3 separate regions of the Homo sapiens genome follow, and all the other regions are linked to region 2. A link is an interaction called in ENCODE POLR2A ChIA-PET data of the cell type or tissue named here. Cell type or tissue: GM12878. All regions are shown on one strand. Each heading gives the region's core, and the rest is flanking DNA. Links, peaks and the distances in the headings are about the cores only.

Region 1 (8,338 bases), core at 1,925-5,924, 57 kb after region 2:
CTGCTCCCTCCCCAGGTGTGAGGAGAGGGGGACTGGGCTCGCCCCTGCCCTGGAAAAGGAAAGCCTGGAAAAGGAAGACCTCCGCCCTGCGCCCACCCGCAGGTCCTTTCACAAACCGAGGGGTAGGGTGTGGGGGCCCTAAGGAGCCCGGACCCGGTCCCAGCACGGCCCAGTGGTGTTTTCGGGGTTGAGTTGAACTGGAGAAGGTCCTGGTGCTTGGCTTCTCCCTGCCTCAGTATCTCATCTTAACATCAAAGACTCTTCCTGGAGGGCAGACTCATAATCTGCCCCTTCCAGGAGATAGGGGTCGATATGGAACCTCCCTCTGTCCAGACGGAAACAGCAGGAGGGCAAGGACTGGGCGTGCAATTCACCCAGTGTGCAGCTCAGGCCTCTGTCGGCATTTGCTGAATGAATAAATGAATGAAAGGACTCCAGCGCCTAGTTTCTGTGAGATGAAACATTTGGGGCTCCCTAGGGTCCCTCCTGGTCCCCTTTCCATCCGTCCTTCTCTCAGCAACTGGGACCAGCTTATGAAAGTGGAGAAGGTGGGGGAGAAGAAGAGGAAGGATTTACATTTTAAGGAGGATCAAGTCTGTTGCCTGACATGAGGGGCTGACAGACTAATTTCAGGTATTAATGGGTTCAGACAGGAAGAGGAGGTGACCTCCCCACTCAGAGCTTCTCCTTGTGCCCTGGCCAAAGACAGCCTGCTCCCTCCACCTACACACACACATGTGCACACACATGTACACACACTTCCCATCCAGCCCCGAAAACCCACCCTCATTAAAGGACCCCTTATTACCAGTTTAGAAGAAAAAACACAGATGAACAAAGGAATTAAATGAAATTGCTTTAATCCCATGTCCAGAGACAACCACACTAAAATATGCCACATTTACATGCTGGATTGTAACTAGTTTGTGGTTTACTTTTTGCCATCCTTAAACTTTTCGTTTGGCTGGGGGCAGTGGCTCACGCCTGTAATCCCAACACTTTGGGAGGCTGAGGCAGGTGGATCACAAGGTCAGGAGTTGGAGACTAGGCTGACCAACATGGTGAAACCCCACCTCTACTAAAAATACAAAAATTAGCTGGGCATGGTGGCATATGCCTGTAATCCCAGCTACTCGGAAGGCTGAGGCCAGAGAATCGCTTGAACCTGGGAGGCAGAGTTTGCAGTGAGCTGAGATCACACCATTGCCCTCCAGCCTGGGAAACAGATTGAGACTCCGTCTTAAAAAAACAAACAAACAAACAAAAAAAAAAAAACAAAAAAAAACCTTCTCATTTGTGATTCTTCTCAGAGCTTCTGAGCTCTACTTTCTGGAGCGTCCTTTCCTGCTTCCTTTCCTTAGGGCCATTCCTAGAAATGGAATCCGTGGCACAACCCGTATCACTGGTATTGAAGTCCCCACCGCCCTCTGCCCACTGCCCTGGAGGCTGCAGGAGCTCTGAGGGGGGCCTCTTCTCCCACCTTTCCCACCCGTTGCCGGGCACTGGGTTGAAAGAGGCTTGTCTCTGCCCCCTTGGAACTGGGGCCTCTTCCAAGTTAGAGTGAGGGGTCAGAGCAAGTCTCCCAGTGCTCCCCCTTCCTGGACACCCTCCTGCCCCCACCGTCCTGGCACTGGGTGCTTTCCTCATGTTGACCCCATCAGGCCTTCACATACATATACATAGTGACAGCCATTTGTCCAATGAAGGAAGTGGATTCCAGCCCCTCCCAGGGACTGATGTCCAACCCCCAACACCACCCCCCACCCCCCACCACACACACACCTTCCTCCCCGTCTCAATCTGATTCAGTGGTCAGCCAGCAGCCATAGGTAACCATAACTACTGGGTCTGTGCCAGGCACTGGATACCCTCTTCTCTCCATGGGAACACCTGGCCGCGGGGAGTGAGTGGAGCAGGAGAGGGCAGCTGTGAACACAGAGCCCAGCTGACCCTGACTGGCTGAGTCCTGGGATCTGATCGCCCATTCAGCTGACACTGCCCCAGGTGCCTGGCCATGTGCCGGGTGAGGGGATCTGGAGATAGAGCAGCCCGGCCGAGGAGTGACCCCTTTGCCCTGGACCCCGGGGTCTCTCACCCCATCAAGGCTCCAGGGCAGCCACCCCTTATCTCTTCTGCCTGCCCCCCTCCACTACCACTAAGCCTGTGTCACCAAAACTCATCCATTGATCCAGGCTTAAAATAACCCCTGGCATCTGCAGCAAGCCCCGCGGGGCGGGCAGAGGAGCCGAGTCCCTGCTCCTGAAGGGCACCCGCCCCGCCCCCAGCTCCCAATGCTGGCAGCTCGAGTGTGCGGGTGTCTGCGCGTGTTTGGGTGACAGCAAGAGTGTGCATGTCTGGGGCTAGCATGACTATGAGGGCCTTCCCTGCACGGTGGGCATGTGTGTGCACACGTGTTTGTCAGCATACATGCTCCTGTGCACGAACGGCCTTCCTCCATGTCCAGCCCTCACCTGGTGCTCAGTTCTGGCTGGGGAAGGCTGGGGGCCCTGAGAGGTGTGGACATGACAAACAGCCTGTGCTGGGCCTCAGTGTCCCCATTTTAGGTGGTGGGTGACCAGTCTGCCAGCTCTGCTGAGCCCTGGGAAAGGTTTGGGATTTCCTAGAGAGAAACTCAAGACTCAGAGAGAGGAAGTGACTTGCTGTGACTGGCACACAGCCAGGAAGGGCAGGGTCTGGCCTGGAACCTGCACTATGAGTCCCGAATCCACATTCTGGCCAGTTCAGCACACCCGGGAGGCACTCCTACCCCACGACAGGGCCCTTGCCAACACCTGACCCAGGCTCATTTGCCCCCTGTCTGGTCACGCAGGCTGCCCTCTCTTCCTGGAACCCCTTTCCAGCCCCACATGCCCAGAGTTTCTAGGTTTTATTTATTTATTTATGAAACGGAGTCTCTCTGTGTTGCCCAGGCTGGAGTGCAGTGGTGTGATCTCGGCTCACTGCAACCTCTGCCTCCTGGATTCAACCAATTCTCCTGCCTCAGCCTCCCGAGTAGCTGGGATTTATAAGGACCCGCCACCATGCCTGGCTAATTTTTGTTTTGTTTTGTTTTGAGACGGAGTCTCACACTGTCGCCCAGCTGGAGTCCAGTGGCGCGATCTTGGCTCACTCCAACCTCCGCCTCCCAGGTTCAAGCGATTCTCCTGCCTCAGCCTCCGGAGTTGCTGAGATTACAGGTGCACGCCACCACGCCTGGCTAATTTTTGTAATTTTTAGTAGAGACAGGGTTTCACCGTATTGATCAGGCGGGTCGCGAACTCCTGACCTCAGGTGATCCGCCCGCCTCGGCCTCCCAAAATTCTGGGATTACAGGCGTGAGCCACGGGGCCCGGCCTAATTTTTGTATTTTTAGTAGAGACGGGGGTTTCACCATGTTGGCAGGGCTGGTCTCGAACTCCTGACTTCAAGTTATCGGCCCGCTTTGGCTTCCCAAAGTGCTGGGATTACAGGTGCGAGCCACTGCGCCCAGCCTTTATCCTTTATTTTGGAGCCAGGCTGACCGGGTTGGAATTCCTGCTCTTCAGGGCCATTCAACCTTTCTAGGCCTCAGTTTTGTCATCTGCAAGATGGGCTACCAGCATTTCGGCAGGGTTACAGGGAGAAGCAGTGGGCCCCAGAGACACTGAAGCCAGGCTGAGAAGACCGTGACCGCGGATGCCACCCACAAGCCTCCAAGGCCTCATTCCTAAGCTAATTTCACTTCCATTTCCTCAATGATGCAGTTACCCAAGAAGCAGAGGCTCTTGGGGACTCTGGGCTCCCTGCTGGTGCAAATGCCGATACCAGGAGGGGTTCTGGAGGGAGGGCCCACGGCTGTCTTTGTCTCCCGCGAGGCAACTCTGACTCAGGCTCCAGCTGCCCGTGGGAGGGAGGGGGCGCCCGGGCTCCTGAGGTCGCCAGGGAGCGGCGGGACTGGGAGGCTCCAAAGCCCTCAGTGTACGTGCGAATCCGGAGCGGACACCGAGACCTTAGCGCGGGAACCAAGAGAGGACAGAGCTCCACGGAGGCCACAGCGCGTGCACGGGGACAGGTGCGCCCTCCCCGGCAGCCCCCCTGCTCCTCGGTCACAGTTCTGTGCGGAGGCGTCTTGCGCCCTCCCCCCTGAGCCTCGCCCTTGAGTCGGGGCCGTGGGCCGCATCCAGGCCCCCAGGGCTCGGGATGCGCGTGAGGACCCGGACTCCCGAGGGCGCAGAGGTCGGGAGCCCGAAGCAGGCGCCCTTGGCCTTGGTCCCGCCCCTTATCCGGTCCCAAGCTTTTTCCTCGCCCCTTGGCCTTGACTCCACCCCTTAGGCATGCCGCTGGCCCCGCCCCTTTCCGGCCACCTTGAGGCTTGGGGGTCCCTCAGCCCCGCCTCTCTTCTTGACCCCGCCCCTTGGCAGCACCCCCTACCCCCGCCCCACGTCCAAATCTCCCGGGGCCGGTGGTGGCCGGGGCTGACGGCGGAAGCCGCGCAGAGACTCGCTTGCCCCGAAGTCGCTGGATTCGGGCCTGGATCCCAGATTATCCGCAGCCTAGGGGAGTGGAGAGATGCCCAAGGTTCCTCTGGGTCCCGGGACCCCAGTAGCGTCCCTCCCCCCGTCCCCCACGCCAACCACTGAGCGCCCTTCGGAGTCCCGGGAGGAAAGCGTAGGGGCGGGGAACTCTGGCATCTCTCTCCTCCCGGTTGCTCCCCGACTCTGCCCCGCTATTCCGCTATTTGGGGCAGTCGTTTCTACCGCACCCCCATTCTCTCCCCACCCTCGGGTCATGAGGGCAGGACCAGGCCTGCTCACACCTCCCTGCTGGGGGCGTTCCCTGGCTCTAGCAGGGGTCCCTCTGTCCCTACATGCCACAGGACCTCTTCAATCTCCAAGGACAGCTAGGTGGGCCTCAAGAGCCCCATTTTGCAGATGGGAAGAGGGGCCCAGAGAGTTGAGGCCCAGTGAGATGCTACCAGCTTGCAGGGATAGTGCTGTGTTGAGCCATCCCTGCTGAAACGAAAGTGGGGGGTCAGGCCTTCCTCCCTGGCCTCACCAGCTGGGCCTCCACAACCCCTCCTGGAGCCCCCAGCCTCTGGCTACCAGGCAGGAAGTGAAAGGGGCCTGCAGGAAGCCCCAGGAGGAAGCGAGACTTCAGCCAGGCCTGCCCCCACCGGCCAGGGCCCTGGGGACCTGGTGGGAATCAGACCCTCCTTCAGGAAAAGCTGGCCCGAAACACAGGCTCAGAGAGAGGCCTTTTCCCTTCAGTTCCCACCCGCAAAACGGCGCTTCCAGAGTCTGTCTGGGATCCCTCTTATCAAAATGAGAGAACAGTTGGGGAGAAAATCTGAGTAGTGATGAAACCAGGGAGTGGGGCCTGGCATCAGTCCCCGAGTTCTCCGCTCCCAAGGAGGGGGTCCGGGCCAATGACATTCTGCTGGGCAGGCATGGCCGCCAAGCGCAGGAGCCCAGGGTTCGCCCAGCTCCACCACCCACCTGTTGTATCTTGGGCCGGATCCCATTACCTCACAGGGCCTCTCTTTTCCTATCTGCAAACTGGACCATATAATCCCTCCTCATGGATGTGAAATGGTCTAGATTTTCAGGAGAAAATTTGGACCAACAGGGACCTTTAAAAAGGTCAAGGCTGGGCCGGGCACGATGGCTCACGCCTGTAATCCCAGCACTTTGGGAGGCCGAGGTGGACGGATCATGAGGTCAGGAGATCGAGACCATCCTGGCTAATATGGTGAAACCCTGTCTCTACTAAAAATACAAAAAAATTAGCCAGGCGTGGTGGCGGGCGCCTGTAGTCCCAGCTACTCAGGAGGCTGAGGCAGGAGAATGGCGTGAACCCGGGAGGCAGAGTTTGCAGTGAGCCGAGATTGCACCACTGCACCCCAACCTGGGCGACAGAGCGAGACTCCGTCTCAAAAAAAAAAACAAAACAAAAAGGTCAAGGCTGGCTGGGCGCGGTGGCTCATGCCTGTAATCCCAGCACTTTGGGAGGCCAAGGCGGGCAGATCACCTGAGGTCGGGAGTTTGAGACCAGCCTGGCCAACATGGAGAAACCTCATCTCTACTAAAAGTACAAAATTAGCTGAGTGTGGTAGTGCATGCCTGTAATCCCAGCTACTCGGGAGGCTGAGGCAGGAGAATCGCTTGAACCTGGGAGGAGGAGCCTACGGTGAGCCGAGATTGCACCATTGCACTCCAGCCTGGGCAACAAGAGTGAAACTCCATCTCAAAAAAAAAAAAAAAAAGTCAAGGCCTTTGGCGCAACAACTGTGCTGGGAAACAGAGACTCCTGCACAGGCGCATGTGGCCTGTGCCGTCTTGGCCACAACAGCAAAAACCAAAGTATCCAAATGCCCAGGTGGAAAACCTTACCATGTTGAAAACTTTATTGTGGAGTCTCTAAAGAGAGAGAAACTTACCAAATATTAATATGATGGTCAAGACATGAATTTGTATGTATAGAATGATTACAATTATGTAGAAAAATACACCACACACTCGAGGCCTGGGGTTACTGGACACGGGTCATTTCTTCCCTGACTACATCATGGATTCCGGTCCAGAACTTCCAGATTGTCTACAAAATGCCTATCTTCATTTTTTTCACAAAAAAAAATTTAAACAAACACAAACACCCCACCCCCCTCCTCCAGGTGCTCTTATGAAGATCAAATGAGGTATTGATGTGACGGCTCTGGGTCTCAGTTTCCTCGTCTGTTAAATGCATATGAGAATTATCTAAGGTTCCTTCCTGCCCTTCTCTGGGGACCACAGGCCAGGAGGAGAACCTTGCATACAACCCCTCATTTTTCAGAAGAAAAAACTGAGAACTCAGGGGAAACTTCCTACCGGCTGGCGGGGCCAGCTGGGACAGAGAGATGCCCAAGGTTTGCATGTCTGAGCCCCAGAGGGGTTTCACCCACCCTCGGGGTTTTCACCTGCTGAGCTAACCCTGGCTGTAGCAAAAGATGGGGTGGGAGATGGGGGTGTCCAGGAGAAGATGGGGTGGGGGAGATGGGGTGGCCAGGAGAAGATGGGGTGGCCAGGAGAAGATGGGGTGGGAGATGGGGTGGCCAGGAGAAGATGGGGTGGGAGATGGGGTGTCAAGAGAAGATGGGGTGGGAGATGGGGTGGCCAGGAGAAGATGGGGTGGGAGCTGGGGTGGCCAGGAAAAGATGGGGTGGGGCAGATGGGGTGGCCAGGAGCAGCTCAGACTCCCCCAACTCCAGATGGAAGGGGAGTGGATGGCTGGGCCCATGTGGGCCTGACCCCACCAAACCTCTCCCACACCTACTGCTTGTCACTTGACCTCACCCTGTCACCTGGCTCCCTGGGGGCAGGGGCATCTGAGATGGGTTCATGGAGCAAATAGCCAGGCAGAGACCTGGATGTGAGTGGCCACTGTCTTCCAAGCTGGGCACACAACAGGTCCTTGGGACAGGAAGCACTGAGTCCAGAGGCCTGGCAAGGGACAGGAGGGGCAGGAGAAGCAGGGGTCTACAGGTGGCTCTGGTGGCAGCTCAGGGGGAGGCAGGCAGAAAACATCTGATGCACAGAACAGAACATGCCCAGGGCCCAAGAGTGGGAAAACAGCACCCAGAACTCCACCTTCTGACTCCTAGTCCAGTGCTCCCTTCCAAAGATGCTAAGCTGCAACAAGTTCCAAGGAAGCTGCCCAGGGCGAAGTCCAGGTCAGGAGGTTCTGACCCTGTGCAGGAGGGCAGGTAGGAGGCGGCTGACTGAGTGCACAGTGTCGTCCAGGAGTGGAAAGAGATGGTCTTGTCCCCAGACCCCAGAGCAAGGAACACCATTGTAAGAGGAGGGAGCAGCTTCCACTGTGACGGTGGGTGACCAGGGGGCTGGCACAGGATGGCCAAATAAGCCCAGCACTGGGGGGCCAGTGCTTCAGGGGAACAAGCCAGAGAGAGAAGGGAGTTCAAGGGACCTCATGTCCACCTGGTTCAAGGTCACACGCCTGCCCTGGCCTCTACACAAAGGAGCCTCCTGTAGGTCCCAGCCCTTCCATGTTTATGGCTAAATGTGCTGTGTCTTGGAGCAGCTGGAACCCCAGGTGGACCCTGAGAGAGCTACCTGCCAGCATGTTCCTTCAGCTCGAGTTTGGAGTCCAGCCCTGGAGGCTGCGCACCTCCTCCCAAATGCAGGCTTGTGGCTCTGGAAGCTGCCACTGGGGTCAAAATGGCATCTTAGGTTCTGGCAGATTGGGCCAATCTCAGGGTTGACCCTGGGGTACAGATACCTGAGAATCAGCAAAATCCAGCTCAATCTTTTCTCCTTTGTTATTTCTTAAAATAATCTTGTACTAAATCCCAAAGCAAGCGAAC
Region 2 (8,338 bases), core at 2,614-6,613:
ACCATTATTATTTCCATGTTCTTGTACTTGTTGGGCAGCTCTAATATGAAAGATAAAATGAACGAAAAGTACAAATGAAGAAAGTTTAGGTGACTATTCCTCTGATCTTGAGGATGAGGGTTTTTCTTAAGCGTTACACAGAAGCCATGTAATTTCACTATACAATGTAAAAATGGTGTATAGTCAGTTCTGCTATAGTTCATCATGTGCATTTCTAAAAATCATGCCATGCGAAATCATGCAGTAAAAAACACGGAGTGGGCATGTTGGCTCATGCTTGTAATCAGGAGGCTAAGGTGGGAGGATCGCATGAGGCAGGGAGTTCAAGACCAGCCTGGGCAACAAAGCAAGACCCAGTCTCTCTTACAAATAAAAAATAAAAATTATCTGGACATGGTGGTGTGTGCCTGTACTCCCAGCTACCCAAGAGGCTGCAGTGGAGGATCCCTTAAGCCCAGGAGGTAGAGGCCACAGTGAGCTATGATCACATCACTGCACTCCAGCCTGGGTGACAGAGTAAGACCCTGTCTCTAAAACAGAAACCCAGAACTTACTGTGAAATGGAGGGTTAAGGATCACAACAATAAAAAATCTCATAGGTGACCAAAAAAAGGAAAAGATTTATTTTTTAAAAAAGATAGGGACCTGCCGGGCACAGTGGCTCACACCTGTAATCCCAGCACTTTGGAAGGCTGAGGCGGGTGGATCACGAGGTCAGGGGTTCGAGACCAGCCTGACCAACATGGTGAAACCCCGTCTCTACTGGGCGTGGTGGCGGGCGCCTGTAATCCCAGCTACTCAGGAGGCTGAGGCAGGAGAAGTGCTTGAACCCAGGAGGTGGAGGTTGCAGTGAGCCGAGATCCCGCCACTGCACTCCAGCCTGGGCGACAGAGCAAGACTCCGTCTCAAAAAAAAAAAAAAAAGTGGGGGGACCTAATAAAACAGTCACACAGTTTTATAGACCAGAAAAACTAAGAAATATATAAATACCACAATGAAAAGGCACTTTGGCTTGAAAAACACCTGAGGTTTGCTTGTGGGAAGTAAGTGTCATTAGGTTACAGCTTGGGAGTTATCAGGAAGTGGTGGAAGGAGGGCTGTCTGAAGTCCAATGGAAAGTTCTGACATCAATGTGATGAATGTGATTCATAACACATGCAGTGACCTGATGAAGCTGGTAGATGTTTAAGGTGCCTGTGTATGTGTGTGCACATTTTGTGCATTCCTGCATGGCTCATTTCAGCCGAATATGGTTTTCTGCACTTCCTAGTGTTTTTCTCATGCATAAGCAAATGCAAAATTTATATTATGCTCAGATTGTTTCTGGATGTATCTGATGCATTTGAACAAATTCACATTTTCAAAGTAAGAGTTAAAGCAAAAGTGTCAAAAAAAAAAAACCCACTATGAATAATGTGTACTAGCTAATACTAAGTGCCAGGCATGGTGCCATAGATTCCACATGAGTTATCTCATCAATCCGTGAGTTAGCTGTAATTGTTAGCCACAATGTACAGTTGAGAAAAACTGCAGCTGAAAGAGGTAAAACTTGCCCCAGGTTCCAAGGCTAGGATATGGTGATTCTTTTTTTTTTTTTTTTTTTTTTTTTTTTTGAGACGGAGTCTCGCTCTGTCACCCAGGCTGGAGTGCAGTGGCGCAATCTCGGTGCAAGCTCCGCCTCCCAGGTTCTCGCCATTCTCCTGCCTCAACCGCCCAAGTAGCTGGGACTACAGGCGCCCGCCACCACGCCCAGCTAATTTTTTATATTTTTAGTAGAGACGGGGTTTCACCGTGTTAGCCAGGATGGTCTCGATCTCCTGACCTCATGATCCGCCCGCCTCGGCCTCCCAAAGTGCTGGGATTACAGGTGTGAGCCACCGCGCCAGGCCGACATGGTGATTCTTAATTGCTATGTCATTCTTTTTTTCTGAACATATTAAAAGAGAAATAACAAAGTGGGGGAAGTACTTGCAGACATTTAAGAAGAATAAGTATCTATAATATCTGGAAGTTTTTTAAATCAGTGAAAAAAAAAAAAAGACAAAATAGCCTGATAGCAAAAATGGACGAAGGTCAAGAGCAGGCGGTTTACAAAGGAAGAAATGCAAATGCTCAATAAAATTGGGACTTTAGAAAAAAAAAAGACTTTCAGCCTCAGTTAGTACTCAGTCATGCAAGACAAAACAATTCCATGTTGGTTTTTTCCACTATCAGATTGACAGAAATGGCTGTGAGGAAACACTAGCAGGAGCATAGATTTTTGAAACCTTTCCAAAGCATGTATAGTGGTCCTTTGACCCAGCCATCTAACTTCTAGGAATTTATCCTAAGAAAATAGAGAAGTGGGGGAACAAAAGAGTTGTTAATAATGCCGAATAACTTGCTGGGTGTGGTGGCACACGCCTGTAATCCCAGCACTTTGGGAGGCCAAGTCAAGAGGATCGCTTGAGCCCAGGAGTTTGAGACCAGCTTAGACAACATAGGGAGACTCTGTCTCCACAAAAAAAAGATTTCTTTAAAGTTAGCCAGGTTTGGTGATGCATGCTTGTAGTCCCAGCTACTCAGGAGTCTGAGGTGGGAGGATTGCTTAAGCACAGGAGGTAGAGGCTGCATTGAGCCCCACCACTGCCTTCCAGCCTGGGCAAGAGAGCAAGACCCTGTCTCAAAAAAATAAAAAAAAAAGATAAGGCTGAAAAATTTAAAGCAATTTTTCATCATTAAGTTAAACAAATTTTAATACACTGGTACAGTACAATGGCACACAGAATGATACCGTGGGACTCTGAAAAGGATGATGTTACGTCTGTAATGGTTGACACTGAATGTTCTTCATATTTATTAACCAAAGGGAACAGGGTGCAAAGTAGCATGTTCAGTGTGATCTCATTTTTGTAAAACAATTTGCATGCATGTGCATGCTTAAGTGTGCAAGCAAGCCTTGTAGAGGAAGAAATCTGGAAGGGCACACATTAAAACATTGACAATGGGCCGGGCGCTGTGGCTCACGCCTGTAATCCCAGCACTTTGGGAGGCCGAGGCAGGTGGATCACAAGGTCAGCAGTTCGAGACGAGCCTGTCCATTGTGGTGAAACCCCCTCTCTACTAAAAATACAAAAATTAGCTGGGCATGGTGGCACGCACCTGTAATCCCACCTACTCAGTGGGATTACACCGGGAGGCTGAGGCAGGAGAATTGCTTGAACCTGGGATGTGGAGGTTGTGGTGAGCCAAGATCATGCCACTGCACTCTAGCCTGGGCAACTGAGTAAGACTCCATTTAAAAAAAAAAAAATTGACAATGGATGACTCAAGAATAGTGGAACTGCTGGATGATTTTTATTTTTGTTCTTTTCATTTATATGCTTTCTAAATTTTTCTTTAGTGAATATATTACTTTTATGATTTTAACAAATTATTAAAAACAGGGCCAGGCGCAGTGGCTCACACCTGTAATCCTAGCACTTTGAGAGGCCGAGGTAGGCGGATCATCTGAGGTCAGGAGTTCGAGACCAGCCTGGCCAACATGGTGAAACCCTGTCTCTACTAAAAATACAAAAATTAGCAGGGCGTGGTGGTGTGTGCCTGTAGCCCCAGCTACTTGGGAGGCTGAGGCAGAAGAATCACTTGAACCCAGGAGGTGGAGGTTGCAGTGAGCCGAGATTGCACCACTGCACGCCTGGGCAACAGAGCGAGACTTTGTCTCAAAAAAAAAAAAAATTATTAAAAACATTGTCTAACACAAGGTGCATAATAAATACAAAATATAAGAATAAATGACCTTTGTAAACTAGGTTTCCCAGCCCCTAATAGGGCTGGGTAACAAATACCTGTTAAAGGATTATTGACTGAATCTGTAATTTGGAGAAACTGTAACCCTATTTGGAGGCTTCACATTCTTTATTCTTGACCAGAATTAATTTAACCAGATTTCAGGTTACCTCATTCTCAGGTAGATGCTGAAGGCTGAGCTGAGCAAAGTGATATTTATGTTACCTCCAAGCCACAAGCTCCATAAAGTTCATGTGAACTCAGGGTCTCTTTGTGAGTCATGGGGCTGCTTGCAATGCACGGATGATAACAGGAACCTCTAATTTTGGTTATTTGCTTTTAGAGACCAGAACCCAGATACAGTTTCCTGGGGCCTCACCTACTTTGTTAAGCAACTTAGCTATAAGTTTACAAAGCAGCTAAAAACAGGAGCAGGGGAGTGAGATGAGCTTGAGCGTGCCAGCCTAGCTCGTGGGAGGCCTGTCTCTGGCCCTGAGCTTTGTGGCCTGCCGTAGGAACTGGAGCTTCATTTTCAAAGCTCCATAAAACTCGCCTTCTCCCGGGCCTCCCTTTTCTGAGTTTCATGGCTCTCTGTGGAAATGACAGCCTGTGTAATCACAGAATGTGAATGATCAGAGCAGGGAACAGTGAGGAGCCATTAGGACATTCCCATGGGTGTAGCTCACAGTTACAAAGCACAACTACACCCTGGTTCTCCAGGCCTCCTCTTTCCTGGCACCGCAGACCAGATGGGGTCCTGGAGAGGCTCTGCGTGCCCTTCTGGAGCTTCCCATCACTCCTTTCTGCAGATGTTCATCTTAACAGCCCCTCTGTGCCACTCAGCCCAGTACCCGGCTGCCCGGCTGACTGGAGATGGCTCCACTGGAGCTTTTTGTGTGTGGGTTGAAAGGGACTTTTTTATTTTAATTTAAGTAGTCTCATTCCATCTGCCTACACACTCTTACGCTTCGTGAACTAAGCTTTCTGACCTGTGTAGGTTACTTCACCACACCAGCCCATATCTTTCCCACAAAAGGGTTTCAAGAGTACTTGACAAAATGAGATCAGTGCACCCACATGCCTGTGTAGTGGGTGCTCTGGAAGTACCGCCAACATTGACCTGCATAAGGGTCTACCCTTCACCAAGCACTTCGGATAAATTATCTTATTAATCCTCAGGGCAAAGAGGCCAAGTGTGTATTTTCAAAGCAGCCTTTTGTAGTGAGGAAACCAAGGCTTAAAGAGAAGTATCTTGCCCACGCTCACACCACTGATTAGGTGGGCCTCCAGAGACTCACACCTAGGCCTGACTACCACCAAAGCCTGTGCGCATCTATGAGGCCACCCTGGCCTTCTGCCCTCCTTAGCTTTCCATGGATGGAAACTGTCGGCCAGTGTGTGATATTCTTCTGGCTCTGTGTTACAGCCCTCTGTATTGATTTCTTACAGAGTTGGGATTTTGGGGGAATTCTAAAAGGTTCAACAAATTCTTAGATTTCTCTTAGTCATTTTCTTAAAGCATTTTATAATCTTGTACTTGGAGTGTGTCAGCACTAAATTATGTTTTGTTTAAATGTACTGAATTTGAGGACATTTCTCAGTTTAATCATGTCACGGAATTGGAATTGGTTAGTACAAGCTGCAATATCTGTAGCAATCTGCCCATTTCTCCCTCGCACAAGGCTGAGTGAGGACAGAGCTTAGTGTCAAGATGTTGGTAAATAATACCACTATGTAGGAATGTAGTCTGGTGAGATGCTGTTTTTCCCAGCAGGTTTAACTGACTGAATACTTAAGGTGCCCAGATTGAAATGCAAAGCTCCAGTTATCCCATATGGAGACTACACTAGAAAGCCCCAGCAGCTTTATTTATTTACATTTATTTATTTATCTATCTATTTATTTATTTATTTTTTGGGACGGAGTCTTGCTCTGTTCCCTAGGCTGGAGTACAGTGACGCAGTCATCTCGGCTTACTGCAACCTCTGCCTCCTGGGTTCAAGCGATTCTCCTGCCTCAGCCTCCCGAGTAGCTGGGATTACAGGCACCCACCACCATGCCTGGCTAATTTTTGTAGTAGACAGGGGTTTTCACCATGTTTGTCAGGCTGGTCTCGAACTCCTGACTTCAGGTGATCCACCTGCCTTGGCCTCCCAAAGTGCTGGGATTACAAGCATAAGCCACCACCCCTGGCCTATTTACATTTAATTATGATTTATTTTTCCTATCCTTCTGCAAGCATATATATATATATATATATATATATATATATATATATACACACACACACACACACACACAAAATATCAAAATATATATATATATGTATATATATATATATTTTTTTTTTTTTTTGAGACTGAGTCTCGCTCTGTTGCCCAGGCTGGAGTGCAGTGGCACGATCTCTGCTCACTGCAAGCTCTGCCTCCCGGGTTCACTCCATTCTCCTGACTCAGCCTCCCGAGTAGCTTGGACTACAGGCGCCCACCACCACGCCCAGCTAATTTTTTGTATTTTTAGTAGAGACGGGGTTTCACCGTGTTAGCCAGGATGGTCTCGATCTCCTGACCTTGTGATCCGCACGCCTTGGCCTCCCAAAGTGCTGGGATTATAGGCGTGAGTCACCGCGCCCGGCCCAAAAAATCTTTGTGTTTTTTTGTTTGTTTGTTTTGTGTTCAGAGAAGGGATCTGGCTAGGTGCCCTGGCTCATGCCTGTAGTCCCAGCACTTTGGGAGGCCAAACCGAGAGGTTGCTTTTCAGGAGTTTGAGACCAGCCTGGGCAACATGGTGAAATCTCGTCTCTACAGAAAATACAAAAATTAGCCGGGCATGGTTGGCGCACACCTGTGGTCCCAGCTACTCAGGAGGCTGATGTGGAAGGATCGCTTGAGCCTGGGAGGTGGAGGCTGCAGTGAGCTGAAATTGCAACACTGCACTCCAACCTGGGTGACAGAGCAATACCCTATCTCAAAAAAAAGAGAGACAGAGTCTCGCTGTGTTGCCCAGGCTGTTCTCAAACTCCTGACCTCAAGTGACCCTCCCACCTTGGCCTCACAATGCACTGGGATTACAGGCATGAGCCACCACAACCGGTCTCAGCAGCTTTCTGTTTGTCAGATATACAAATATACCCCAGGCTCCAGGCCCCCACATCCCCCAAAAAACACACACACACACACACACACAGCATCAGAGACCTGAGAAGGACATCTTGGTGGAGGTTTGGGGGAATGGAGATGGTTCCTTTTATTTTTTTATAGTGGTGGTGTGGTGGTTTTTGTTGTTTTGGTGTCTAAATCAGAGCATCACATGGCCTTGAAGGTTTGGAAAGGAGGGGCCATAGTTCAAGAACAAGCAGTAGCTTCTTGGGAACGTATTGGAGAGAGAAAAGAGAAAAGAATATGGACAATGTAGAGAATTGTAGGTCTGAAACTATCTGGGACAAAGCTGAGGCTCCTGACTTCTATAGGGACCAGTCATATGAAAAAGAAGGGAGTCGTGAGAGATGATGGGGTAGTTGTGGGTTAAGTTGGGTTTTGGAAAGCCTTTGGGAAGATTGACCAGGGAAGAGGCCCTGGAAGTAGGCTTGAGACCCTTTGGGCTGGGAATTTAAGGGTCCCAGCTACTTGGAACATGATCTAGAAAGGGAAGCGAGGTCTCCAGGTGGACAAATCCCTTTGGACCCAAGACTCCTTGCCCAGAGAAAAGGGGCACAACCAGACAAGGGCTAGCATGGGCCCTGGGAAGCACGGAGTTCAGGGTGGGGCAGGCTTGCTGTGTCCTGGCCTGGCAACATACCTGCACTGTGTTGTGGTAGAAGAACACAAAGCTGGGAGGCAGAGAACTGGTTCTAATCCTAGCTGTACCCTGACAAGCTGTGTGACCTTGGCCAAGTTACTTTCCTCTCCTGGACTTCATATATGGTTTTTCCATTCTTTGCATCCCTGAAGCTCCATGACTTAGGGGCCATCAACTTGGTTGTCCCTGAGTGTTTCCAAGAATACCAACAGTGCCCAGGGTTTTACTCAGCTTGGAGAGGAGGCCTAGAGCCTCCCTGTGGTGAGGAGGAAAGAGGTTAGAGCAAGTTTGGGTCTGCAGTGCTAGGATTAGAGGTGGCCTCACAAGCCAAAACCGCTATACTCACAGCCTTAGGACAGTGACTCCCTACTCGCTGCCTCAGTGTTTCCAGCTGTAAAAAAGGACCCTTGGTACCTTCGACAGAACAGCACCCATCTAGTACAAAGGTAGTTCCTTTTATGATCAAAACAATCAGGAAAAAGAGAGAGGCTGGGTGCGGTGGCTCACACCTGTAATCCCAGCACTTTGGGAGGCTGAGGTGGGTGGATCACCTAAGGTCAGGAGTTCGAGACCCACCTATCAATATGGTGAAACCCTGTCTCTACTAAAATTACAAAAATTAGCCGGGCATGGTGCCGTGCACCTATAGTCCCAGCTACTCAGGAGGCTGAGGCGGGAGAATCGCTTGAACCCAGGAGGCAGAGGTTGAAGTAAGACAAGTTCGCGCCACTGCACTCCATCCAGCGTGGGCGATAGAGGAAGACTCCGTCTC
Region 3 (7,142 bases), core at 2,513-6,512, 82 kb before region 2:
TTTTATTATTATTTTATTTTTGAGACAGTCTCACTCTGTCACCCACGCTGGAGTGCAGTGGCAAGATCTCTGCTCACTGCAACCTCTACTTTCCAGGTTCAAGCAATTCTTGTGCCTCAGCCTCCCAAGTAGCTGGGACTTACAGGTGTGTGCCACGACACCCAGCTAATTTTTTTGTATTTTCAGGAGAGACGGGGTTTCACCATGTTGCCCAGGGTGGTCTCAAACCCCTGAGCTCAAGTGATCCGCCCACCTCAGCCTCCCAAAGTGGTTGGATTACAGGGGTGAGCCACTGCGCCCAGCTTAGTTTTTTTCTATTTTTAGAGAAGCTGAATTTTAAAAATAATTTTTTTTTTTTTTTGAGAGAGGGTCTCACTCTGTCGTTCAGGCTGGTGTGCAGTGGCGTGATCTCGGCTCACTGCAACCTTCACGTCCTGGGTTCAAGTGATTCTTCTGCCTCAGCCTCCATAGTAGCTGGAATTACAGGCATGCGCCACTGCACCTGGCTAATTTTTTGTATTTTTATTAGAGGTGGGTTTCACTATATTGGCCAGGCTGGTCTCGAACTCCTGACCTCAAGTGATCCGCCCGCCTCAGCCTCCCAAAGTGCTTGGATTACAGGTGTGAGCTACCACACTCGGCCTAAAATTATATTTCTAAGCAAAGCGAAAGGCAATCTGTGGCTACCTGACAGAGGACTGAGGGTTTGGAAGTAGATTTAAAGGTGTCAAGAGGAGATGAGTTATTTCTTTTCAGGGAAGGACAAGCCATGTTTAGCTGATAATACTGGTTAAGAACCTTAAGATGTAGTGGAAACATAGTGGGAAGGCCATGGGCATTGGATTCAGATTTGGGTCTATTTGGGCCATAGACTGGGTGACTTATAAACAACAGGAATTTATTTCTCCCAGTTTTGGGGGCTGGGAAATCCAAAATCAAGGTACTGAAAGATTCAGTGTCTGGTGAAGGCCTACTTCCTGGTTCATAAATGGCTGTCTTCTTTCCTTCCTTCCCTCCTTCCTTCCTTCATTCCTTCCCTGCTTCCTTCCTTCCTTCCTTCGTTCCTTCCTTCCATCCATCCTTCTTTCTCCTTCATCTTCTTCTTTCTTCTTCTTCTTTTCTTCTTCTCCTCTTGTTCTTCTTCCTCTTTTCCTCCTCTTTCCCCTCCTTCTCCCCTCCCTCCTCCTCCTTCCTTCCTTCTCCTCCTTTCTTCCTTCTCCTCCTTTCTTCCTCCTCCTTCTCCCCTGCCCCCCACAGCCTTGACCTCCTAGGCTCAAGCAATCCCCCAACCTCAGACTCCTGAGTAGCTGGGGTTATAGGCATGTGCCAGCATGATGACTTGTCTTCTTACTGTGTCCTCACATGACAGAAGGGGTGAGGGAGGGAGCTCCTCGCAGTTTCTTTCAAAAGGCCACTCATCCCATTCATGAAGATTCTACCCTCATGATTCAGTCATCTACCAAAGGCCTCACTTCCTAATACTATTACATTGGGGGTTAAGATTTCAACATGAATTTTGGAGGAACACAAACATTCAGACCACAGCATCCTGCCACTTTCTGGCTGTGGGACCTTGGAGAAGTCACTCAGCCTCTCTGAGCCTCAATTTTGTAAGTGCAAAATAGGAATAACAATCCATGCTTCACATTTTGTTTAGTGGGATTAAATGAAATAATGAATTCCTGGTACCAACCTATGTCTGGCACTTAGTATATCAGTTACGCCTGTTCTAAATGAAGAAAGAAATAGGAGTAAATCCCAACAAAACACCTCACCCCTTAGGAAACAAAAAACTTTGAACCTGTTATTAAGGGCCATTGAAGCAGGGCAGGGTGTCTGACCTTCAGGTGATCTGAGCATCAGGCTTCTTGCCCAGTCCTCCTTGTTCTTCACAGCCTCGGGGAACCTACCATTGCTGCTGAGCCTCCTCTCCCTGATGCAGCTCAGGAATGTGTCAGAGCAAGAACTGGACAGCGTGGCCATGAAGCTCCTTCACCAAGGTGCCCTGGCTGCTTGGGATAGCGCCCAAGGGCCCAGGGCTGGACGTGCAGTGGGTGCTCACTAAGTAGGCTGGTGTTCTTCTTTCTTCTACTCTTTCATCCCTTTGGAAGAAGCTAGTAGGTCAGTCTGTCCCTAGGGTTTTCTTGCTAAAGGACCTCTCAGGGCTTTCTCTGCTTGTTCTCTGGGAATGTTTGGGAGACACCCTACCTCTGCAAAAAATCAGCATTATGAGGCCAGGGGGGTGCTCATGCCTGTAATCCCAGCACTTTGGGTGTTTGAGGCCGGAGGATTGTTTGAAGCCAGGAGTTCAAGACCAGCCTGGGCAACATAGCAAGATCCTGCCTCTACAAACTGCCAGGCCTAGTGGCTCACGCCTATAATCCTAGCACTTTGGGAGGCTGAGGCAGCATGTCGTTTGAGCTCAGGAGTTCAAGACCAGCCTTGGCAACATGGTGAAACCCTGTCTCTACAAAAAAAATACAAATAATTAGCTGTGTGTCGTGATGCAGACCTATATATAGTCCCAGCAACTTGGGAAGGCCGAGGCGGGAGGATTGCTTGAGCCCAGGACGTCAAGGCTGCAGTGAGCTATGATCTCACCACTGCACCCAGCCTGGGCAATGGAGTGAGACCTCGTCCCTAAAACAAACAAATCTGTATGACAGGCACAAGCTCTAGAGTCAGGAAGGCCTGGGTTTGAATCTCAGCTTAGTCACTAGCAATCATCTAGTCTCTGTGAGTCTTAGGTTCCTCATAGGTAAAGTAGTAGTACTTTCCTAAACTAGGGTTAAGATACGGAATACTTATCTAGTTGTTAAGATAAGGAATACTTATCTAGTTAGATAGAGAATGTCACACAGTGCTTGACACACAGTAGACCTTCAACAGATCCTATTCATGCAGATTCCTTTTTTCCTGGCACAAGGTCAGCTCTCCAGCTCATCCTACAATTGACTCAGATCTGATGATCCAGTTCACAGTTCTCCAGGCTTTTTTCTTACCCACACCCCAAACCTCCTCGGTTTCTCAACTCATGATGCTGCCATCACTTCACAGGCAGCACCTGCAGGAAGATTTGCTGAGGGAAGGTTGAAATGAATAGGAAAAATGACATGTCTTCAGTGTTTGTGGACCCCCCAGCTCCTGTAGCCACAGGTGAAGATGGGGCATCTTCCCTGCCTGGAGCCCAGTCCACCTCATGAGAACATCAGTGTCAGATTCAAAAAAAGGCCACTGGGGACGCATTGCAGATGGCCTCAGCCTGGTGCCAGTCATCACCAGCCTGTCTGTGAGATCAAGGCTGACACTAAGCTAGGAGGGGGATCTGTGTGTGACAAACTCAGCCTTCAGAAGAGCCTCTGACAGGGAGTAACAGGCTGAAACCCACACATGAAATGTAATAGGACATTTACATATAATCCTTGAGCACTTCTATATGACAGCAGAGAGTAGAGGACTGTGGTTCGGGGTGGAGGTACTGGTGTGGGAGGGAGCTGAGACCTGCTTGTCTGGGTGAGCACCGAAGTCAGGGTGTGATGTGGCTGCCAAAAAGTGAATGGAGCTGTAGGTAGGTTTCATATTAGGATGGGGATAGGGAGATGGGAAGTGGGAGTTCCCAAGAGTAAAGGGATATGTTCTATAGATATCTACAGTGTAATGTTGCACTGATGAGGCCTGGGAGAATGCAGAAGCACATCTAATCTTGCCTTGAGAGGTTAAGGAAGGCTTCAAGGGGGAGATGAACTTTGAGCTGAATTTTTTTCTTTTCTTTTTTTTTTTTTTTTTGAGACAGGGTCTCACTCTGTCACCCAGGTTGAAGTATAATAGCATGATAACTGCTCACTGCAGCCTCTACCTCTCGGGCTCAGGCGATCCTTCCACCTCAGCCTCTCGAGTAGCTGGGACTACCAGTGTGTGCCACCATGCCCAGCTAATTTTTTGTATTTTTTTGTGGAGAGACGGGGTCTCACCACATTGCCCAGGTTGGTCTTGAACTCCTGGGCTCAAGCAATCTGCCTGCCTCTGCCTCCCAAAGTGTTGGGATTACAGGCGTAAGCCACTGCGGAGGCCTGAGCTGAATCTTGATTGCTGACGGGGACAAGAGGAGTTAGCTAAATGAAGTGATGTGAGAGAGGGGATGTGGCAAGTGCAGGGAACTGCACTTCATTCGACTGTTAAAGTTCCCTTGGGAAGGTGGTGACGATGTTCACAGGATGGATCCCTTTGAAATCCTAAAGTCTTTCTGTGATGTGCAGCTGTAGGCTGCTTGCCTGATGTTTGTCTAGATGGAGGGTGTGAATGTGCCTTAAGGTTTGTCACTGTGTTTCTTTCCATTGGTTGTAATATCAGGGATACTTAGTTTGTGCTTGCTCCCCAAGACTGACATCTGAAATAGCCAGTCGCAGGCTACCACCTATGACAAGTGTGAGTGTTTTGCGACAGGCCGACTGGGGACTTTCATCTCTTGCAGTAAGCAAGCTGTGTGGGAAGTGCAGCCCCACTGACGTGGACATCCTGCAGCCCTCCTTCAACTTCCTGTATTGGAGCCTTCATCAGACCACACCCAGCAGTCAGAAAAGAGGTGCAGGGGCCCGGGCTGGGACAGTGAAGAGTGCTGGGCAGTCTGTGGTCCTCTGTATCTCAACTTTTTCATCTTAAAAAAACAAATAGGGTTGTGTGTGTGGCTGGTGGTCATAAGGTCCTTTCTGGCTCTAATAACCTGAGCTTCTGTTATGAAGCTGGGACCCTTAGAGCCTCAGGATGATCCTCTGTTTGTTTGTGAAGCCCCAATCAGGTGCTAAGCACCATAGTGGCACTTAGCTGAAGCTCCTCTGTAACTCCTGTGGGCCCTGCCTTGCCCACCCCCGACAGCTGCTGCAGTGCTCCTGAGCAGCACAGGCCTGATGGAGCTTCTGGAGAAGATGCTGGCCCTCACCTTGGCAAAGGCAGATTCTCCCAGGACTGCACTCCTCTGCTCTGCCTGGCTGCTCACTGCCTCCTTCTCTGCCCAGCAGCACAAGGGCAGTTTGCAGGTTAGTCTTTAACTCCTGTGGCTTTGAGGCATGGGGTGGCACTCAAAGGAGTGTTGAAGATCCTGAGTTCTGGTCCCAGCTCTGGGGGCTTATTAGCTGTGTGACCTTGGCAAGGTATTTACCCTTTCTGAGCTCAGTTTCCTTTCCTACAAAATGGGGAAAACATCTCAGGATTGTTGTGAGGTTGTTTCATATTAATCCACTTAACACATAAGGTTTACCTACACTCCAGGCTCTATTCTTGGCACAGAGGAATAAAAAATGAATATAGCATGTGTCCTACCCTTAGGGAACTTGTAGTCTTTAAGGATAAGATTGTACTCAGCAAAGATAGTGGGAGAAGGCATTCCAAGTAGAGAGAACAATATGAGCAAAGGCATGAAGCTGCACAAATTCAGGACATGCTCTGTATATTTGGGGAGTGGTGAGGTGCTCTGTGTGATGAGAAGGTGGGGAATGAATGGAGCAGAAAAGACCAGACGGGGAGGCAGAAGCCAGCCTGCGACCTTAAAGTGCAGCATGGCAAGCCGTGGAATGCCACACATGGTTAACTGTCATTATTACTGTTCGAGAAGGTGATGCAGGGAAGAGGAGAGCAGTGGACTTATCCACAGAGCACCTCCTTCCCCTCAGCCCCTCCCTCTTGTAGGGCCTTGTCATCACAGTGCCCTGCGTGAGCTCCTCTGTGGGCTACTTCTCATGGAAACCATCTGCTAGCCTCTGTGGTATCCTCACACTGCGCCCAATACTGTGCCAATCTAGTGATGGGCACACAGAAGTGACATGAGTTTTAAACTTTGGCCTCTAGAGGGGCAACAAGCTGTGGCAAATCTATGCTCTGGCAAATCCTGCAGGTTGTTGCCTGTGGTTGGTTTAGGACAGAAACCTTTCCTAATTTTCCGTGTGAGGCTGCTGGGCTCATCCAGCTGTCTGCAGTCACCTGCCTAGGAGAAAACTTGCATTTTGTCCTTGGCTCTGCCCTGGCCCTCAGCTCACACCTAGGCAATTACCTGCTCCTAGCTACCTCCAGTGCCCTAACTCAGGCCTGATCATTCGTCCTCCCCACTAATGTGACCTAGTTACAGTCTCCTGGCCACCCGCCTCTTCCCTCCTCTGCATGTCCTATCATTGCAGCCACAGTCTGTCCTCACACCCCTTCTGCCCAAGCTCCTTCAGCAGCCTTTTTGTCCTCCTCTAGGCCTGGCCCTCTGCAGCCTTACTTTCTGCCATTCCCACCCACCTTCCCTGTCCTCTGGCCAGGCATTTGTGCTTCTCCCAGTCAGCTATGCTCCTTCACATTGCCATACCTTTTTTTTGTCTGTTTTGTTTATTATTAATAGACTTCATTTTTAGGACAGTTTTAGATTTATAGAAAAATGGTGCAGGTAGTACAGAGAGTTCCCATATAACACCCCCCCTCACCCCCGACACACATACACAGAGTTCCCTGTTATTTTATTTTTTCAGACAAAGTTTTGCTCTAGTTGCCCAGGCTGGAGTGCAATGGTGTGATCTCGGCTCACCGCAACCTCTGCCTCCTGGGTTCAAGCGATTCTCTTGCCTCAGCCTCCCTAGTAGCTGGGATTACAGGCATCTGCCACCACACCCAGCTAATTTTGTATTTTTAGTAGAGACGGGGTTTCTCCAAGTTGGTCAGGCTGGTCTTGAACTCCTCACCTCAGGTGATCCACCCACCTCAGCATCCCGAAGTGCTGGGATTATAGGCGTGAGCCACTGTGCCCGGCTTGTCTTAATTTCATAGATGAAGAAAGTCAGGCATGCTGAGAGAGGTGCAGTAACTTGCCCAAGGCCATACAGCTGACAGGTAGCAAAGCCAGGATTTTATTTTATTTTTTAAAGAAATGGAATCTGTCGTCCAGGCTGGAGTGCAGTGGCAGTATCCCAGCTCACTGCAGCCTTGGCCTCCCAGCTCAAGTGATTATCTCACCTCAGCCTCCTGAGTAGCAAGAACTACAGACACATGCTACCATGCCCAGATAATGTTTTTGTATTTTCTTGTAGAGATGGGTCTTCGCCATGTTGTCCAGGCTGGTCTTGAACTCCTGGGCTCAACGAATCCTCTCACCTCAGCCACCCAAAGTGCTGGGA

The links. ChIA-PET counts read pairs that join two places held together with the same protein. Peaks named below come from ENCODE experiments on the same cell type or tissue, not always from the same donor. Only the 100,000 strongest peaks of a DNase experiment are listed, where the experiment ranks them.
Region 1: POLR2A ChIA-PET joins it to region 2 with 12 read pairs; 15 of 35 experiments call an interaction of 5 or more read pairs at or near these places.
Region 3: POLR2A ChIA-PET joins it to region 2 with 12 read pairs; 15 of 35 experiments call an interaction of 5 or more read pairs at or near these places.

What each region holds. Positions count from the first base shown.
Region 1 is chr22:41,915,668-41,924,005 of GRCh38, forward strand. It overlaps LOC124905125 (a long non-coding RNA gene), which reads right to left and starts at 2,995. Exons shown (of 2, transcript XR_007068113.1): 1 at 1,783-2,995; 2 at 844-1,369. TNFRSF13C (TNF receptor superfamily member 13C) reads right to left here. Exons shown (of 3, transcript NM_052945.4): 3 at 6,365-8,338. MIR378I (microRNA 378i) reads right to left here and starts at 7,630; the gene lies at 7,555-7,630. RefSeq lists silencers at 1,723-1,782, 3,933-4,402, 6,083-6,132 and enhancers at 2,013-2,172, 2,183-2,272, 3,387-3,890, 4,843-4,922, 5,003-5,072 and 1 more. In GM12878, for the core only: no CTCF peak of the experiment used is centred there; DNase peaks (open chromatin) are centred at 3,723, 4,374 and 4,824; H3K4me3 peaks cover 3,176 bases; H3K27ac peaks cover 3,374 bases.
Region 2 is chr22:41,858,216-41,866,553 of GRCh38, forward strand. The region is part of intron 1 of SREBF2 (sterol regulatory element binding transcription factor 2); the gene reads left to right. Among named protein-coding and RNA genes, the nearest start is that of SREBF2-AS1, 28 kb to the left of the region's middle. RefSeq lists an enhancer at 4,436-4,936. In GM12878, for the core only: no CTCF peak of the experiment used is centred there; DNase peaks (open chromatin) are centred at 4,096 and 4,776; H3K4me3 peaks cover 1,168 bases; H3K27ac peaks cover 2,800 bases.
Region 3 is chr22:41,776,813-41,783,954 of GRCh38, forward strand. It overlaps MEI1 (meiotic double-stranded break formation protein 1), which reads left to right. Exons shown (of 31, transcript NM_152513.4): 22 at 1,896-2,000; 23 at 4,472-4,582; 24 at 4,873-5,033. Among named protein-coding and RNA genes, the nearest start is that of CCDC134, 20 kb to the right of the region's middle. RefSeq lists enhancers at 4,504-4,553, 4,564-4,663, 4,814-4,863. In GM12878, for the core only: no CTCF peak of the experiment used is centred there; a DNase peak (open chromatin) is centred at 4,419; H3K4me3 peaks cover 2,202 bases; H3K27ac peaks cover 2,508 bases.